Regions from separate parts of the Homo sapiens genome. Here region 1 is linked to region 2. A link is an interaction called in ENCODE POLR2A ChIA-PET data of the cell type or tissue named here. Cell type or tissue: PC-9. All regions are shown on one strand. Links, peaks and the distances in the headings refer to the core of each region. The heading gives the core; the rest is flanking DNA.

Region 1 (9,250 bases), core at 4-2,503, 110 kb after region 2:
TGCAGCGAGATGAAGCCATCTATGAGTGTACAGCTACTAACAGCCTGGGTGAGATCAACACTAGTGCCAAGCTCTCAGTGCTCGAAGGTACGTGCTAGGGAGACGTGGCACGGTGGGCTGCCGGGCTGAGGCGTGGGAAGAGCCAGCCAGCCCTGATCCTGTCCTGGGCCCATGTGCATTTGGCAGAAAGGAGGACTGGCCACCTCGGGGTCAGTGAAAGTCAGTGGTGGACAGGGATAGTCATTGGATCTGGCCTGGATTGTGCGGCTTATGCTGAGGCCAGCCATGTGGGGCATGATGCCTTTGTATTCTCCTGCTGAGCCGGGTCGTTGGTTGGGTGGGGTCTGGGGTCTGACTTGAGGTGTGGAGCTGCAGCTGTGTATCCCTTGGGTTACGTGGTTATGGCTGTGGCTGTTTGGCAGTGAACCGGATTTCCATGTGGAGCCTGGCCGTAGGTGTCAGGCAGGTGTGTTCCTTGTTGCCCCTGTGAGCTGAGGGCTGGGGCTCTGTCCGTGGATTTTAGTGTCTTCTCTCACTTGGTGGCTTCTCCATTCATTCACAAACACTCCCTGGACCACCTTGAAGTCCTCTGAGCACCGAGGAGGAGGAAGCTGTGTCTAAGCCAAGTCTTGAGGACAGGTGGGAGTTGGGGGTGGCAGTTGGCAGCTAGGCAGGTGCCCAGGCCCAGAAGCAAGAGAGGATGGAGCTTTCAGAGAGCTCTGAGTAGTTCAATTTGGGTTTTCTGGAGGGCAGAGGGGGAGCTAGAGAGCACAGGAAGAAGGAGAAAGCAATTCAGCATGAGTCTGGAGAGGTTTGGAGGGCAGATTACACAGGATCTGGCTGAGAAATGAACACTCTCCTAGGGACATAGGAAGCCACAAACAAGGCGGGGGTGACATGATCAGACCCCAGCCACAACTGATTCATCAGTCTGAATGTGTTTATGTTTTCAAAATATAGCATCGATTGTTGCTTGCTTTTTTTTCTTTTCTTTCTTTCTTTCTTTTTTTTTTTTTGAGATGCAGTCTCACTCTTGTTGCCCAGGCTGGAGTGCAATGGTGTGATCTCAGCTCACTGCAACCTCTGCCTCCCGGGTTCAAGCGATTCTCCTGCCCGGCCTCCCAAGTAGCTGGGATTACAGGCATGCGCCACCATGCCTGGCTAATTTTGTATTATTAGTAGAGATGGAGTTTTACCATGTTGGTCAGGCTGGTCTCAAACTCCTGACCTCAGGTGATCCGCCTGCCTCAGCCTCCCAAACTGCTGGGATTACAGGTGTGAGCCACCGCACCCGGGCCGATTGTTGCTTTCTTTTTAAGAATGTGATGTCGATACCTGTTCCTTTTTGAAAAATTGGAAAGTATAGAATAGCACAGAGGAAAAAATTAAAATGTCTCAGTTTACCTCTAGTAATAACATTTGGTTACTTACTCGTGGCCCATTTTCTGTGCATACATATATATGTGTGTGTGTGAACAGAAATGGGACCACATACTGTCCGATGATTTGTAGACTGCTTTAAAAACAAACAAAAAAAAATATGGCTAACATCTTCCTTGCCACTAAATATTCTTCTGTATCATTATTCTTTTTTTTTTTTTTTTTTTTTGAGACGGAGTCTAGCTCTGTCACCCAGCCTGGAGTCCCGTGGTGCCATCTTGGCTCACTGCAGCCTCTGCCTCCTGGGTTCAAGCGATTCTCCTGGCTCAGCCTCCCGAGTAGCTGGGACTACAGGTGCGCACCACCACTCGTGACTAATTTTTGTATTTTTAGTAAAGACGGGGTTTCACCATATTGAACAGGCTGGTCTGGAACTCCTGACCTCGTGATCCGCCCACCTTGGCCTCCCAAAGTGCTGGGATTACAGGCGTGAGCCACCACGTCCAGCCTGTATCATTATCCTTAATGGCTATGGGTAAGCTGTCACATGCAAGTACCCTAATTTATTTAGCCATTCCCTTATTGTTGGACACATATGTTCTCAGTTTTTTCGTTTCTATAAATAAGGTGCCATACACGTCGTTGCAGATGGATGTGTTCACCTTCCTGATTATTCCCTTATTCTAGGTTCATGGAAGTGGAATTGCTGAGTCAAAGGGCACATGCATTTTTAAGCCTTTTGATATTTCCAGAAGATTGTGTCAATTCATACTCCTGCCAAGCAGGGCAGAAGAGGGCCTCTTTCCTGCACATCTTCCCCACTGTTGGGAAATATCTTCAAAAAAATATTTTTTGCCAAGTTAATAGGCAAAAAATGGCATCTCAATTTAATTTGCATTTCTTTGATTACAAGAACAGCTGCACATGTTTTCACATTGGCCATTTTTACGCTGTGGCTTTATCTGTTCACACACACATCTCCATTCAGTTACTCTTTTTGTTGTTGTTGTTGTTGTTTGGTTTTGGGGGGTTTTTTAGTTTTGTTTGAGACAGAGTCTCACTCTGTTGCCAGGCTGGAGTGCAGTGGTGAGATCTCGGCTCACTGCAACCTCCACCTCCCGAGTTCAAGTGATTGTCCTGCCTCAGCCTCCCAAGTAGCTGGGACTACTGGCAGGTGCCACCACGCCCAGCTAATGTTTGTATTTTTAGTAGAGACGGGGTTTCACCATGTTGGCCAGGCTGGTCTCGAACTCCTGACCTCGCCCGCCTTGGCCTCCCAAAGTGCTGGGATTACAGGCCTGAGGCACTGCGTCCAGTGTCGGTTACTGTTTTGCATCTGTGTCTTGTATGAGTCCGTGGGCTCTACAAGCTTAGAGGAGCCATAGAGGACAGTGGTTAAGACTCTGGACCACTCACTTCTCGTGTGTCTTTGGGTTAGTAACTATGCCTCTGACCCTCATTTGCTCCATCTGTAAATGGATATAATGCCTACCACCCAAGCTGGTTTGGAAGATTGAATGCTGTGTATGAAGCGCTTCCCAGGAGTGTGGTGGTGGTTGCTGTGGGGCTGGAAGCTGTACATCTTGAGGCCTCACCACGTGAGCTGAAGGTGGTTGGCCTCCGTGCTGCGTGGCATCATCCGGGTGATGCAGCTCCACTGCCTGCTCCCACGGGGGGACATACCTGTGCAATAGGAACTCAGAGAACAGGCCCTGGGCCAGCATCACTGATTGCTGAGTGTTCTCAGGCTCCTCCCTGCCACTTCTGACCTGTTTCCCCACTCGTGACCTGGGGGCAAGTATTTCAATGCTGCCCAGTCCTCCTATTGGCAGCTGTCCTAGCAGGGAGCCATCTGCCCTGCCCTGGCATTTGGGAGGTGGCTGAAGGACCAGAGGCCCCAGAGGGCTTCTTTTCAGGCTCTCAGATTGGGGAACAGGGCCTCCTTGTTAGTATTGAAAGAGGAGTCCTTCAAAAGCGCCTAAGCCCCAGGTCCTGGGTCAGGAGCCCTCTTACCTCTGCCACTGCCCTGGGCAGCCTTACCTTTCAAAGGGTTGAGGAGGATGGAGGTGGTCTTTCAGGCCTGGGGTGAGGAGGACGGACTTCAGACTGACAGGAGGGGCTGGGTGTGGTGGCTCACGCCTGTAATCCCAGCACTTTGGGAGGCAGAGGCCTGCACATCACTTGAGGTCAGGAGTTCGAGACCAGCCTGGCCAACATGGCAAAACCCCATCTCTACCAAAAAATACAAAATTAACTGGGCGTGGTGGCGCACGCCTGTAGTCCCAGCTACTTGGGAGGCTGAGGCAGGAGAATTGCTTGAACCCAGGAGGAGGAGGTTGCAGTGAGCTGAGATTGCGCCACTGCACTCCAGCCTGGGCGACAGGAGACTCCATCTCAAAAAAAAAAAAAAAAAAGAGGACCTGCAGGAGGTGCCTCCGTTTGGTTTCTCTACCAGGGGCCAGCAGTATATGTTTGCGCTTCTGGGGTGTGAGAAGTGTCTGATGAGGCTGGGGAGAGTGTGGCGCAAGTACCCAGACCCTGTCCATGCTCCGGGGAAGGGTGTGGAGCTGTGGGCCTGAGTGAGCCCCTCCTGCTTCTGAAACATAGCACCAGGAAGACAAAATGCTGACTTATCCTGCTGGTCTGTATAACCTTGGCCAGCATTGGGCTTGACAGAAAGGCGTGCCGCAGGAGGGCCAGAGGGAAGCAGCCCAGAGGGTGAACACCCGCCCCCTGCCCCGCCTCACCCCACCCCTCCCCTCCCTCCTAGGAGGATCAAGAAAGCTGGGTGCCTGCAGGAACTGGGTGAAAGGATGGTTGGACTTGGACTGGAGCTCTGGGGTGGGGCCGGCAGGAGCCAGGGCCATTCTTGGGAGGCCACCACAGGGTACGAGGAGGGCTGGGGAGGGGATGGAGCTAGTTGGGGTCGGGGAAGTAAGAGTCCTTCCTGAGTTGCACACAGCTCTCCCTGTGAGCTGGTCTCCTTGGAGAATGGCTGAGGGCTGTCTGGGGTGAACTGGCTCAGGTGAAGATCAGTGTGCCCCCAAAAAGGAGTCCAGGCCTGCAGTCTGTTCTGTGCCCTCTGCCTTTGCCTCATGTCACACCAGGCCCAACTGCTGTGGCTCCAGGGCCACTCCCACCACAGCCCGTGGGAGTGCCCCCCCAAATCCCCCACAGCCGTGCCCTTTGCACCTCGCATCTGAGCAGGATTGTTATTCCCAGTGTGGCCTCCCCTTGACACCCCCGCCAGGACTGCATACGAGGTGGGGGTGCCCAGCACAAGCTGGCCGGGGTGAGCCTGTCCTGGCTGTGATGAGCGTGGGGCCCGCCGCCCAGCGTTCCTGTCTGAGTGGTAATTGAAGCCATTAGCGCGCCAGCCTCTCCCTCGCCGGGTAATGGCAGGAAAAGCTCTTCTCGCTCCGCACTCTTGAGGCGGCGGCTGAATCACTCCCCCTCCAACCCGCCCGCTGCCGCCACTGAGACAGGGAATCTGACATTTTCCCTCACCAGGGAGGGGGAGCCCTGGGGGAGGGGAGGGAGGCAGGCCTGGATTCCTGGCCTTTCCCTCCAGGAGGTTGAGGGGCAGTGAAGGTCTTGGAGCTCAGTCTGTAAGTCATGGATTCACCTGGGGCCGCAGATTTCAGGCCTGGAAGGACTGGCCGGGAAAGCCCAGGAGGCCGCCAGACATTCAGTGGTGTGGGGAGGGCACTGATGACTTTGGGTAGGTTCTGGGAGGGACAAGGAGGCGGGGAGAAGAAAGAAGCTGTGGAGCAGAGATGAGCTGTTTTGGACTTCTCCTGGGGGGCTTAGCTCCAAGGGTTCTGAGTACAGGTAGCATTACTTGTCTTGGGGTCATTGATAGGGCAGATAACGTGCACTGTTCGTGTGGTGTGGGTGCCCTGTGTGCCATGTTTAAGGCAGTGTTTGTGTGAAGTGTGTGGTGCAGTGTGTGCAGCAGGGGTGCTGCCTTGCAAGCTGTGCGCACAGAACGGGGTGTGCAGCGGTCAGCGCACACGTTACCATCAGGCAGTGGGGAAGGGGCAGTGTGTGCAGGAGGCACTGCATGCTGTATGGGCTGTGTATGCAGCGCGCAGTGTTTGTGTGCACGTGTGTGCGTCAGGCAGTGCGTGGTGTGGTGGTAAGCAGGTAGTGAGTACCTTATGGGCTATGTATACAGCAAGGCATATGCATCAGGCAGTGTGTGGGCAGTAGGCAGTGTGTGTGTGTGTTATCAGGCAGTATATGTGTGCGGTGTGCCGTGCGGCAGGCTACCTGTGTTTATATCGGGTAGTGTGTGTGTGTTTATGTGCAGCAAGGGTGTGCAGTAGGTGTGCAGTAGACTGTGTGCAGCAGGCGTGTGTGTGTGTACAGCAGGTGGTGTGCAGCAGGCAGTGTGTGTATGTATCAGGCGGGGTGTGGTGTGTGTTTATGTGCAGCATGCGGCGAGTACTTTGTGTGGTGTACAGCAGGTGGTGTGCGGCAGGCTGTGTGTATGTATCAGGCTCTGTGTGTGTGTGTGTGTGTTTGTACAGCAGGTGGTGTGCAGCAGGCAGTGTGTTTATCAGGCAGTGTGTGGTGTGTGTGTGCATCTTTATGTGCAGCGAGTAGTTTGTGGGGTGTGCAGCAGGTGGTGTGTAGCAGGCTATGTATGTATCAGGCTGTGTGTGTGTGTGCGCGCGTGTGTACAGCAGGTGGTGTGTAGCAAGCTGTGTGTATGTGTCAGGCAGTGTGTTTATGTGTGTGTGTCCAGCAGGTGGTGTGTAGCAGGCTGTGTATGTATCAGGCAGTGTGTGTGTGCGCAGCGGGTAGTTTGCAGGGGTGTACAGCAAGCAGTGTGCATGGTATGTACAGCAGATGGTGTGCAGCAGGCAGTGTGTGTGTGTGTGTGTGTACAATAGGTGGCATGCAGTGGGCAGTGCATTTGTGTGCATGCAGCAGGCTGTGGTGTGTACAGCAGGTGGTGTGCAGCAGACTGTGTGTTTGTATGCATCAGGCCGTGTGTGTGTGCAGCAGGCAGTGTGTGTGTGTGTACATGCGCACACGCAACAGGCACTATATTTGTGCAGCAGGCCATGTGTGTGGTGCATACAGCAGGTGGTGTGCAGCAGGCTGTGTGCTTGTACATGCAGCACATAGTGTATGTGTGTTGATGTCAGACAATGCATGTGCATGTGTGTGGAGTGCACAGCAGGTGATGTGCAGCAGGCTGTGTGTGTAGGTGTGCCTCGGGAGTGTGTGGGGGTGGGAGTGGACAGCAGGTGGTGTGTGCCTTACAACCTGTGTGGGCAGCAGCAGGAGTGGGCAGCAAGCAGCCCGAGCTGAAGTGTGGTGGGGTCAGTCTGGCACTGGCAGGAGGTCGGAGATGCTGTGTCTGGGCTCATTGTCTCTGGGACCCCGCAGGATCCCTGTTTGGAGCTGTTGGTCCGCCAGGAAGTTCGACAGAGTTGGATGTGGCCAGAATGGTCTGGCTGAGCTGTTCTCAGCACCTGTTGTGGTCGACCTCAGCAGCTCCTCTGTAGCCAGGCCAGGAGGTGGGGTGCACCAGATAGGGATCCTGCCCAGACCTGCCTGCAGGAGGTCTTGGGACCCTTTCCTCTCCCTCCCCTACCCCACCAAGCCCACAGTCCCTTCTGTCTGTTCCCACCTGGCCTCAGTGTCCAGCCAGCACCATACCACCTATGCCATGCGGGCCAGGGAATCCAGGTGTCTCGATGGAGTGCCTGGTGTTGCCAGCCTTGGAGCAGGCTCTGGGGAAGGGCTGTCCGGCACATGAAGTAGTGACCAGGGTGGGGGCTAATCAGTGCTGTACTGGGCTTGGACCTCTGGGTTCTGCAGGAGCTCTGACCCTGGCTGGCTTTGGGGCTCGTGGGATGACGAAGGACCTCTTGATATACCCCCTGACCACTCCACAACACAGTCCTTTTGGAAATAGCCCTAGAGACAGAGGGTCAATGATAGACATATGACCCTGTCCTGAGGTATCCTGGGCTGGGCTGGAACTGGAGCAGAGCTGGTGAGGGAGCTTACATTTGCAAGATGGGTACATGTGTGTTTTCTCAAGGAGTCATCTCTCCCTGCTCCACCTCCTTCCCTGCTCCAAACCTGTATATTCCTTCCACCCATGGTGGAATGACTTGGCCCAGGCCTGACTTTGATGGCTGGGGAGTTGGGTAAAGGGCTATTGCAGGCACAAGATGGCTTCCCAAGTGGCAAGATGTGATCCCTTTCTATTGTCTACATGTGTGTCTGGGGTAACAGTCTGCTTTGGCAGAAGCTGGGGCTGTCAACTACCTGATTTGCAGCACAGAGGATGTAGAAGTGGCCCCAGAACCTGGAACCCAAGCCAGCTTCTACCTCTCCCTTAGCAACTGAGGCATGACCTGTATACCCCTGGTCCAGCTGCTGTAGTCCTCTGTGACCTGTCCTTACACCCCCATGACTGCAGTAGATTTCAGATCCACGCAGACATGAGGTTCTACAATCATTTCCTGGAGGTTCTAGGCCTCAGGGATGGGGATGGGAGAGGTATTAAGTAAGTTCTCCTGTTTTTATTAGCTGTGATCTGCCTTGAGGCGCCCAAGTGGATTCCCTTCCGAATGGGTGCTCCTGTTTAGTAGGTGGTACTCCTGCCTCTTCTGTTAGCCATGGACACTGGGCACTTCCCCTGTGCCCAGCCTGCCCCCCTGCCCCTATACTCACAGGTACTTGTAAGGCCCACTGTACGTGTTCCCTAGCCTCATGACCACGGTGGAGCCAATGGCTCTGGGAACAGGCTCACCAGGATGGCGGTTTAAATGCCCAAATGCCCTGTGCATGCACATTCTCCATCCTTGGTAAGGTGCTCCCTCCTACTGGTTTGCTTGCTGGGGAGAGAGGACTTGTTTTTTTTTTTGAGATGGTGTCTGACTCTGTGGCCCAGACTGGAGTGCGGTGGCACAATCTCAGCTCACTGCAACTTCCGCCTCCCGGGTTCAGATGATTCTCCTGCCTCAGCCTTCCGAGCAGCTGGGACTACAGGCACGCGCCACCACACCTGACTAATTTTTTGTATTTTTAGTAGAGATGGGGTTTCACCGTGTTAGCCAGGATGGTCTTGACCTCCTGACCTCATGATCCACCCGCCTCAGCCTCCCAAAGTGCTGGGATTATAGGCGTGAGCCACCGCGCCTGGCCCTGAGAGGACTTTTTTGAAACGGAGTCTCACTCTGCCACCCAGGCTGGAGTGCAGTGGCGTGATCTCGGCTCACTGCAACCTCTGCCTCCTGGGTTGAAGCAATTCTCATGTCTCAGCCTCCCGAATAGCTTGGGATTACAGGCATGGACCACCACGCCCGGCTAATTTTTTGTATTTTTAGTAGAGATGGGGTTTCACGAAACATGTTGGCCAGGCTGGTCTTGAACTCCTGACCTCAAGTGATTTGCCCGTTTTGGCCTCCCAGAGTGCTGGGATTACAGGCATGAGCCACTGCTCCTGGCCAAATTTTAATCAGAGCAATGACGTGATCAAACTTAAGCTTCAGAAAGGTCCGTGTGGGTGCATAGTGGGGGCTGGAAGGAAACCAATGACAGGTTGTTGCAGTCCAGGTGAGTGATGGCATTGGCGCAAATCTGGGTATGGGTAGGGGAAGATAGGGGAGCAGATCACTAGAAGGTTAGAAAGAGGCCGGGCACGGTGGATCATGCCTATAATCCCAGCGCTTTGGGAGGCCAAGGTGGGCAGATCACTTGAGGTCGGGAGTTCGAGACCAGCCTGGCCAACATAGTGAAACCCCGTCTCTACTAAAACTGTAAAAATTAGCTGGGTGTGGTGGCAGGAGCCTGTAATCCCAGCTACTCTGGAGGCTGAGGCATAAGAATTGCTTGAACCCGG
Region 2 (3,462 bases), core at 151-2,650:
TGTCTTCTCCTCCTGCACTGCAAGTGAGGCCCCACAGGCCCTTCCTCTCTTTACAAGGTCCTATGTTGACAATTTGGGCTGGGCCTGTGCATGTTTATCCCACCAGGCTTGCACTCATGTGAGGGTCTCAGATACTTTCACACAGCCCTCATGCGTGTCCTGCAGACCTTGTATGCTTTATGGAACTCATGATGACACTCATACAAAACTGTGTCCATTTTCACAAAGCTCATGCCCACACACATCTTGTACACTTACACACTTGCATACATCCCCACATGTGAATTTTTTTGGAGATGGAATCTCACTGTGTCGCCTAGGCTGGAGTGCAGTGGCGCGATCTCGGCTCACTGCAACCTCCACCTCCTGGGTTCGAGCAATTCTTGTGCCTCAGTCTCCCAAGTAGCTGGGATTACAGGTGCACGCCACCCTGCTTGGCTAATTTTTTGTATTTTAGTAGAGATGGGGTATCACCATGTTGCCTAGACTGGTCTTGAACTCCTCAACTCAGGTAGTCCGCCCACCTCAGCCTCCCAAAGTGCTAGGATTATAGGTGTGAGCCATCACGCCCGGCCTGCACATGTGAATCTTGTACATGCTCCTAAGCCTCTGGATCTAGGACTTAATGATTCCTGTCCTTATCATCCCACTGACCTCTCCTGAGATTTGATGTAGTTCTCGGCCCAGGGAAGTCCTTTTCTCACCAAGGACCTCTGTGCTAGGCCTACTTGCATCACTGTCCTTGGCCTGTTCTTGGTCATGTTCACCCACTGGCCAGTACTGACAGGTCTGAGTCTTGGGAAGTAGGCAGCCCGTCTGTTGCCACCTCCATCTCCCCTGAGCTCAGGGACAACTCTGCAGCCACCTTTTCATCCACTGTCAAATCTCAGATTCCCGTGTTTGTGGCCCCTGCTCTATGTTCCTCTCCAGATTCTGTGTTCTCTGCCCTTTCCCAGTGGCTGTATGCGAAAAATGAGCTGTTCACCTTACACATAGCTACTTTCGTGTCTCCAGATTTGTGAGTTTATCAAGGCATGTTCTCCCTCCTCTCTGTTTTCAGTTAGAACCTTTTCAAGCCAGTAGTCCAGAAATGCCAGTTCCAACTCTCTCATGTTTCTGTGACCAGCTCCCCACTCCCCAGGTTTCCCTCTCTTCCAGGCATTAGGAAGAGAAGGCGTGCCTGCCCCTCCTGTGATCCCATCTCAGAGGCCAGGCTGGCCCCTCCTACCCTGGGGAGGAGCTGCCCAGCTTGCTATCTTGACAGCCAGTTCCCAGCTCTAGGAGCTTCTCTAAAGGACTTTAGTTTGCACACTTGCCATAAGTTATGCTCTTTCCCCCAAATCTGAATTCCTTTAGACACTGGGTTAAAAAAAAAAATGTTTCTACAGCAAAATTTAAAGCCAGGTCTTCCCTTCCCACCAATCTTTAACAATCACCAATCACTAAGTCTTGTCCCAGTTTCCTTGAGGTTTAAATGGGACATTTTTTCCACCAGAGGTTTTGACCCCCAGCAAGAATTCTGGCAGTTTATAGCCCCTTGGCGTGAGTGGGTCCCCCCAACCCCTTCTGTTCTGTCCCTTCTTCCCAGTCCCTCCCCTGCTTCCCTTCTCCCCTATCCTCTGCACTAAACTGTAACGAGCAGTAGGCCTCTGAAAGCCTGGAACTGCCATCCCCCCCAATCAAAAGACAGCAGCTTTGCCCTTTCAGAGGAAGGTACCTAACCAGGCATCAAGCATCTCCTTGAATTTTCCTAATCAAATTGTAGACAGGCATCACCTTCCCCCTTCTCTTTCCTGCCCAGCACACACCCTCTCAGTAGCAGAGGCTTAGTCTCCACCTCCCCACTGAGCACTGTTTTTGCCTCCCTTGAAGCAGCAGCTGCTATGGAGAGAGCCCAGCCTTGCAGTCTAGACCTGGACTCCAAGCCCAGCCTTGCCACTCACAGTGGCAGCTTTGTGGGTCTGTTTCCTCCCTTGCAAAATGATTCCATATAAAACAGATTCTGGGTCTGATCACCATGACTGCATGCCACTAGCCTGCCTCATCCTCTTATCCCTCCTCCTTTTCTATAGCACCAGCCGGCCACGGGCCATGGCTATCCTTGGAACAGAGGGTCGAGGCTCCTTCTCCTGCCCTAAAACCAAGACTGATGGGAGCCCCAAGGTAACTTGTCATATAATGGTAAAGTTACTGATGCTAAATTACTTTCCCACGGCCTGAGGTCATTGACCCTGAGTGATGTACCGAGGTCACTGATCCCAGACTGACACCATTAAAGTCAGGGTCCAAGGGACTTCCACCCTACTGATTCGAGGCTGGTGAGCCCCCAAACCTTGCCCCCTTTTTTGTTTCTTCAGAGCACTAGCTCTCCGGTAACCACCTACCACCTGCAGCGGGCACTGCCTGGGGGCATCATCCTCATGGAACTGGCATTCCAGGTAAGCAGGAGGAGCACTGAGTGGAGACAGCCAGACCCACCTGTCTCTCGCCTTCCTGATCTCATCTTCACCTTCCCTCCAGGGCTGTTACTTCTGTGTCAAACAGTTTGCCCTGGAATGTTCCCGAATCCCAATGGGGCAGGCTGTCAACTCACAGGTATGTGAATGAGCTGCGGGCACAGTCAGTGCACCCCAGTGTGCTGTGGGCAGCATGGCTCCATGTCCCATTTGCTGGGCAGTAGAGTAATGCAGTAGGCGGGCTGGCCCAGTGATTGATTCACTGCTATGGCCTGGCTAGGTCAGTGCTCATTCTGGTGCCATGACTGCACTCACTACAAGGCTGACCCCATCGGTCATCCAAAGCGTGTTCAGCTGTAGCCCTGAGGCAGCACAGTGCCTGGTCTGGCCTGTAGTCATCTAGAGTCTGTGGCAGACCCTGATGGAATCTGGGATAGAGCAAAATGGCCCAGTTTCTGAAAATGGCCCTAGTTTCATGGAGATAGTTACAATACAGTATGAAAAAGGGAGGCTAGAATGGGGAGGCCTTCCCACAGAAACCATTCTGGCAGAGGGCGTTCCACTAGGCCACAGCAGCAGGGGAAATCTTGTGCTTCTTCCCACGGAAGGAGGGAAATGTGTTTTGGGCAGCCAGTGCAGCCATACCTTAACCCTGTCTCCTGCTGCTGCCTCCCCAGCTGTCCATGCTGTTCACAGAGGAGTGTGACAAGGTGCGGGACCTGATGCACGTGCACTCGTTCAGCTATGACTTCCATCTGCGCCTCGTGCATCAGCACGTGCTAGGTGCCCATCTGGTGCTGCGGCACGGCTACCACCTCACCACCTTTCTGCGACACTTCCTGGCCCACCACCCTGACGGACCCCACTTTGGCCGCAATCACATTTACCAAGGTCAGTGCCCAAGGGCAAGCCAGTGAACCCAAAAAAGAACAGGCCACAGGTGCCTCCAGGTCAGGGCTGGTGGGACCACCTCCCTGGACAAGTGGTCCCATGTTGTTAATCATCT

Evidence for each region. ChIA-PET counts read pairs that join two places held together with the same protein. Peaks named below come from ENCODE experiments on the same cell type or tissue, not always from the same donor. Only the 100,000 strongest peaks of a DNase experiment are listed, where the experiment ranks them.
Region 1: POLR2A ChIA-PET joins it to region 2 with 6 read pairs; 6 of 35 experiments call an interaction of 5 or more read pairs at or near these places.

The regions. Positions count from the first base shown.
Region 1 is chr1:43,553,855-43,563,104 of GRCh38, forward strand. PTPRF (protein tyrosine phosphatase receptor type F) reads left to right here. Exons shown (of 34, transcript NM_002840.5): 5 at 1-87. Among named protein-coding and RNA genes, the nearest start is that of PTPRF, 28 kb to the left of the region's middle. RefSeq lists enhancers at 3,344-3,921, 3,922-4,499, 6,812-7,389. In PC-9, for the core only: a CTCF peak has its summit at 755; no DNase peak of the experiment used is centred there; H3K27ac peaks cover 924 bases.
Region 2 is chr1:43,443,822-43,447,283 of GRCh38, forward strand. SZT2 (SZT2 subunit of KICSTOR complex) reads left to right here. Exons shown (of 72, transcript NM_001365999.1): 63 at 2,073-2,163; 64 at 2,358-2,438; 65 at 2,521-2,595; 66 at 3,134-3,347. Among named protein-coding and RNA genes, the nearest start is that of MIR6735, 3.0 kb to the right of the region's middle. In PC-9, for the core only: no CTCF peak of the experiment used is centred there; no DNase peak of the experiment used is centred there.